Regions from separate parts of the Homo sapiens genome. Here region 2 is linked to region 1. A link is a contact called in ENCODE Hi-C or POLR2A ChIA-PET data. All regions are on one chromosome and are shown on one strand. Each heading gives the region's core, a stretch centred on a gene start or an enhancer-like site at or near the end of the contact. The rest is flanking DNA. Distances are from core to core; before and after follow the strand shown.

Region 1 (3,018 bases), core at 4-2,503:
CTTAGTGACTTCTGCTATACCAAAGTCTCCACGCCCAGGGTGACACGCAGCTGCAGCTCCGTAAACCTCTAACATGATGTCAGCAAATATTAAAAAAAAAAAGTTTATAAAACAATGAATAAACTTTGTTAAAGGTACAAATGAAAATTAGCAAACATGGGAAGATAATTGAGTGAAGAGTTTAAAGTTAAAAACGAATTGCAGTCATTCTAGGGGAAGGAACAGTTGTATTTGAAAACCTGTATGGTTACATGAACTGCCTAAAAAACAAGCTAAGGAAAATTAAAGCTCAGATTTATATATTTTAAGAAATTAATTGCAATTAATTTCCTGGGATTAAATAGCATTTCCTCAACCCCAGCTGTCATTAAAAAGAGGCAAATACAGCCAAGGACTGGATCTCCGGAAGGCTGACAGCACTGACCCTCAAGAAGGCACCGGCTGACAGACAGAACATTCTGCCCTAATATGTGCTGAAATTCCGCTGAGAGCAGAGTGGTACATTGAACCCTTTAGGGGCTTACAAAAGAAGTGTCCTGTGTTTTAGAGTCACAGAGTTTTGCAGAAACAAGTATGAATTCACCTAGTGGCCCCCTGCACCAGGTCTTTCCTGTGGGCACTGAGTGCCAGACACATCAATATGTAATAGCAGAATGAATGACTGAACGAACGATTGAATGAAAAGAAATGAGAGGCAGCAGGTTGTCAGATTCTATGAGGCAATCACAGCATCAGGTGACCTTAGTATCTATTTGAGAGGACTGCCATTTATTCTCGGGAGCGCACGGCTCTAAAGAGGCCCATATCCAGGCAGTGAGCTCTGGTGGGGGGCGCCTTTAGATGCAAGAAGGAGGAAACAGCTCGAAATCCCTGGGCCTGAGCGCGGCCCGTGCAGGCCGGAGGGTCAAGAACTCTCCACCGGCGGCAGCGGCCCGGTGTCTGCCCCGGCTTCGCCCCGGCCTAAGGCTGCCTGTGCTATAAATACGCGGCCCACATGCCGCGGTGACACGGTGTTCCCTGGGCTCGGCGGGACAGATAACATGAATGTGCCCTTTAAACGTCCCAAGTTGCAGGGACAGCCCCCGGCCCAGCCTCGCTCCCGGAAGCGCCTTCGCCCCCGATGCCCTCTGCAGCTGGGAGGAGGGGGCGCCCCGCACCTGCCCAGCCAATGCGCGGCGCGAGCGCCGGCCGCGACCCGCCTCCTCTCGCGAGAGCCCGGCGGGGATATAAGGGGGAGCTGCGGGCCAGGCGGCGGCCCCCTAGCGTCGCGCAGGGTCGGGGACTGCGCGGCGGTGCCAGGCCGGGCGTGGGCGAGAGCACGAACGGGCTGCCTGCGGGCTGAGAGCGTCGAGCTGTCACCATGGGTGATCACGCTTGGAGCTTCCTAAAGGACTTCCTGGCCGGGGGCGTCGCCGCTGCCGTCTCCAAGACCGCGGTCGCCCCCATCGAGAGGGTCAAACTGCTGCTGCAGGTGAGGACCGCGCGGTGCAAGAGGCGGGCGCGGGCGCGGCGGGCCGGGCGGGGCGCGCGATGCGGCGCGAGCTGCAGGGCGCGGGGCGCCGCGGAAAATCTGCGCCAGGCCACAGGCCCGGGCGCCCGCCCGCCCGCCCGCCCGCCCGCGGGGGAAGAAGGTGCCCTCTGCGTAGAGACAGGTCCAGCGTCAGTCGCAGATTCCTGGTGTCGGGTGGCGCCCGGCGTTCGGGTGTCTATATATGGAAACCCACCCGGAGCCGGTTTACGTGTGCCAGATCCTGCGCCCGTGACAGCACGGGCGTGCACTCAGGCCCGGAGGCACCTAGTGATTGCCAGTATTTTTGGCACCGTCTTATGCGCACGCACCTTTACAATAAAAACATCAAAATAATCATCACCCAAGAATTCCCTTATCGTATCTCATGCACAATGCTGTATGTAGGCTGACGCCTTCATCTTTATGTAACCTCTGTGAGAGAGTTATTCTTCTCCATTTTACAGATGAAGCTGAGGTTTTGAAATATTAAGAAACAATTTTCGGAATAAACTCAGATCATCCTGTCTCCAAATCTTTTCCTCCCCTACCTGGTCGCTGAATGGTTTATCATCCTCTCGTGTTTTCCTCCACCTGCCCAAAAGGTCAGGGCCCCTCAATGAGGAAGAGCCCAATTTGGGAGTCAGAATTACTAACAACAAAACCCCCACAAATTGCTCACAACGGCAGCAAACCCTTAATAATTGATTACTTGGATTATCTGCTTGAAAACTTTGGAGGCCTAATGTTTAGTGGATTTATTCTCCTTCCTCTATTAGAGCATCTAGTAGAGATCCTCATCTCCAGGGTGATCAGAGTGACACTGAGAAATTGTCATTTTTTGGCCATCATGTCTATTAAATCCAAAGCCCTTTGAAGCAGGGAGTGTTACTCATTTCTGTCCCCCAGTAAGCCCCTCATACAGTTCTCAAACCTAGGGAAAGTGAAATAAATAAATGGCTATAGCTTTATATAATTCAATCACCTTTTCAGTTTATTTGGGGCAATACCTTTTCCCTCAAATACCCTAATAATTGAAGCAACATTGGATTATTTTGGCTTGTTATCCAGTAACTAACATGGATAACAGTATCCATTTACACGTCCTCAGTATCCATTTGATTTCCTCATCCTTTTTTTCTTCAAAAAAAAAATCTAGGAAGTGCAAACCTTTTTTTTTCTCCTGTCCTCTTCCCTTCTCTCTACCCTGCCTGTCCTCTGTCACCCACCCTCCCCTCCACCAGGTCCAGCATGCCAGCAAACAGATCAGTGCTGAGAAGCAGTACAAAGGGATCATTGATTGTGTGGTGAGAATCCCTAAGGAGCAGGGCTTCCTCTCCTTCTGGAGGGGTAACCTGGCCAACGTGATCCGTTACTTCCCCACCCAAGCTCTCAACTTCGCCTTCAAGGACAAGTACAAGCAGCTCTTCTTAGGGGGTGTGGATCGGCATAAGCAGTTCTGGCGCTACTTTGCTGGTAACCTGGCGTCCGGTGGGGCCGCTGGGGCCACC
Region 2 (3,198 bases), core at 699-3,198, 1.6 Mb before region 1:
CTGAATAAAATCCATAGGTACATTCGGTGTCTGACCTGTAACAAGGCACCCCACATTATTTTGCGCCTTTGATAAAGACCAGCTTATTCAAACTTGTGAGAAAACAAAAATAGCAGGGTTCAAGTAAAAACCAGTAAAATTCAGTTCTTCACAGTGGCGGTTTTTTGACAAGACCCGGCCGAAAGATTTCACGAACAGTAAAATCCCAGAATGTTCTCAGAAATACTATCCACTGTACTGTCTGGGTTGCTTAATACTGGCCCAAACCTCAGTGTCCTAGGATAATAACCCAAGACAATTTCCCAGTCCTTTGAAATAGTTGACGTCCCAAGATGTCAAATTGCCTGGAGTGCTTTATTTTGGTTTGAAATTTAAAATTTCCTCTAGATAAAGATCTAGATTTCTCTTTGCAAGTCAAAGGCTAGTTACTATTAACAGCTGTTTCAAAAGTGCTCTAAATAGGTCACCATTCAGGTGTACCAACGCTGCAAACTGGATCTAAGAAGATCCAAATTTGTCACCACTCACTCACATTTTAACTCAAAGGTAGTACTCACAATTGGCCTTGTTTACATAGGCATTCCATTAAAATTATCCATGCATTCATTCTATTTGCACCCATTTCTTTCAAAAATGTCCATCTGTAATTAAAATCAGCTCCTCTGCCTGACATCTCATTTACACTACACCGAAATTAAACCCCACTAGGAGATCACGTAGATTATGGGGCCGAGGGCCCGCCCGCTGACTAGGTTTTCACTCGCGTCTCCTCCATGCCCCAGGTCCCCTCCGATTGCAGTCCTGGGGCAGGACTGAGCAAAAAGTCCCGTAAAGCTGGCGTGTGCCCCACTCCGCCAGGAAGCCTCACCGACGTCCTGTGCTTAAATGTTCTGACACCCCCCAAAAGCAGTTGTTTTTAAAGGCTGTCTGTGGGACCAATGCGTTGTCAAACAGATGCCGTCCCGCATCCCCTCCCCCTAAATGACACAGAAGATTCCAGCGTAGGGGAAGGGCCACGAAACCCGCAGGGCACACGACGCCGGGGGCCGGAGGGAGCACCGCCTACCTCCCTGATCAAGCCCCGCGGTGCCGGGCGAGCCCGAGGGCCCGGCAGGAGGCGGGCGGCAGCCCCAGGCGAGCTCGGAGGCGGCGGGAACGCAGCCGCCGCGCATGCCGGGAGCCGCACGCCGCCCGCCGGGGCGCGCAGTCCCGCAGGCCTCGCTCCAGGTCGTCCGAAAAGGAACCGCCTGCTGCTCCTTTGCAGGCTCGCGAGGAGCCGCACTCGGACCGCCTGATGGGGAAAAAGCCGGTGTGGCCGGGCGGAGCGAGCCGAGCGGAGCTGGAGCTGCCCCTCCCAGCGGGGAGGACGGCACGAAGGACCGAGCCGCCTCCCCTCCCGGGTCCCATTCAGACGCGAGGCGCAGAGACTGGCTCCCCGGGCTTCCCCTTTAAGGGGGGCGGGGCGCGGCCTGCCGTTTGGCCGCCCCCCACACCCTCCCCCGCTAGCCCAGAGCCGGCAGACCAATCGCCCGGGCGGCGGAGCGAAGGCGGGAGAATGCGAACCCTCCGGTAGGCGGTAGGGGCGGGCCCCGGCCTTATTCGCAGGGAGCGCTGCGCAGGCGCAGAGGCGGCCGCGGGCGGAGGGGCGGGGGCAGGCTAGCGGGAGGCTCTCCGTGAGGCACGGAGGGTGACTGGGGACAGGCGGGCGGCGACGGGCTTGTCATGGGGATCCGGGCTGCGAGACGGCACTCGTAGCATCTGGGGACTCCGAGGGGGACAGGAAGTGTCAGCGCCCGGGACCCCGGCGCCGGCCCCGCCGAGGGGATCCCCACTGCTCCGGTCCTGGAGCGGGAGGGGAGAAAGGAGGGAGCCCCGGTTTCGCCCCGCCCCTGGGCTGGTGCTGCGGGGGCGGGGAGTGAGGGCTGCTCTGGGGGGAGTGGAGATCGGGGAGCGCGGCCGTGCCCTCTCGAGCGGCTGCGGGGTCCCCGCGGCGCCGGGCTGCTGAGCTGAGGGCCCGCGGCGGCCGCGGCCGGTGCATGTGCGGCTGCTGGATGCGGAGGCGGCGGCGACGGCGCGGATCGGCAGGATGTTAGGGCAGCAGCAGCAGCAACTGTACTCGTCGGCCGCGCTCCTGACCGGGGAGCGGAGCCGGCTGCTCACCTGCTACGTGCAGGACTACCTTGAGTGCGTGGAGTCGCTGCCCCACGACATGCAGAGGAACGTGTCTGTGCTGCGAGAGCTGGACAACAAATATCAAGGTAGGAGCCGCGGGGCTGCCGGCCTCGGGAGCCGGTGGCGGGGAGCCTGTCCGGGGGAGTGCCACCTTCCCTTTCTCCCGTGACAGTCTCCCCGAGCGCACCGAGGGTCTGCCGAGCGGGACTGGGAGGACTGGAGACCGGGTTGGCGGCCCTCCGTGGCCCCGCGGTGGGCGAGTACTTCTCTGGGGTCCCCAGAGTGGGGGTGGGGGCCGCTTGTCAGCCCCCGCTGCAGACCCAGCGGCTGCAGCTGCCGCTGAGGGGAATCAGCCATTTTAAGCAGCAAGCATTTGTTCAGGCGCTGGCCCGCCCCGTGCCGCAGACCCTGCGGCCCCGGCCCGGGACTGCAGCCGGGCAAGGGTCGGAGGGAGTGAGCGGCCGGGCTCCCGCTGGTCTGCGGGGCGCGCTTCCCCACCTCACTCGCCCCCACCCCGGAGTGCGGGTGCTTTGGAACGTGCGGGGGGAGGGGGCGAGAGGCCGCGGAGGCGGACTGAGGGGGCCTTCCTCCGCGCTCCTGCCCCGGCCCGGAGGAGAGCAGTCCGTTCCGCTCTCTCGCCCCGGGAAAGTTCGCGGGCGCCCCGCGTTGTAGCCCTAGCCCAGTTCTTTCGGCAAAATGGTTAAGAGGGGAGGGGTCCCCCGCGGGAGAGGAAGAGAGGGGCGTGTGTGGCGGGGAGGGCCCCCGCGCCGGGGGCGGGGCCTGCGGGCTTGACGAGGGGCGTGGGAGGGGCGCGGCGCGCGTTCCCGCGGGCCTGGAAAATGGCTGGTCGCGAGAGGGGCGGTGGCGAGCTGGCTGCTGGGGAGGGAGTCGGGGCTGTGCGGGGGCGTTGGTTCGGCCCCAGCGGAGTCCGAATCGGGGTTTGCAGCATGTTTTGCGGTGATGTTTCCAACCTCTTTCCCAGTCAATGGATCAGGACGGCGATCAGCAGCTCGGACCGTCGCGGAT

The links. A loop is a pair of places that touch in the nucleus more often than their neighbours do. ChIA-PET counts read pairs that join two places held with the same protein, here RNA polymerase II (POLR2A). Pooled maps may share reads with other maps.
Region 2: a loop to region 1 is called in a map of B cell, with 10 times the contacts of the local background. The contact joins the promoter of ING2 here to the promoter of SLC25A4 in region 1. A Hi-C loop is called at or near these places in 3 of 168 maps with a recorded cell type or tissue (B cell, CD8-positive, alpha-beta T cell and sigmoid colon), 2 of 37 single-sample maps with no recorded cell type and 12 of 50 pooled maps. POLR2A ChIA-PET finds 5 or more read pairs at or near these places in 1 of 52 experiments (CD8-positive, alpha-beta memory T cell).

Annotation. Positions count from the first base shown.
Region 1 is chr4:185,142,013-185,145,030 of GRCh38, forward strand. It overlaps SLC25A4 (solute carrier family 25 member 4), which reads left to right and starts at 1,254. Exons shown (of 4, transcript NM_001151.4): 1 at 1,254-1,471; 2 at 2,752-3,018. The coding sequence starts at 1,361. RefSeq lists a silencer at 1,026-1,325.
Region 2 is chr4:183,503,110-183,506,307 of GRCh38, forward strand. ING2 (inhibitor of growth family member 2) reads left to right here and starts at 1,949. Exons shown (of 2, transcript NM_001564.4): 1 at 1,949-2,258. The coding sequence starts at 2,087. ING2-DT (ING2 divergent transcript) reads right to left here and starts at 1,406. Exons shown (of 3, transcript NR_033995.2): 1 at 1,067-1,406. RefSeq lists silencers at 1,031-2,070, 2,291-3,010.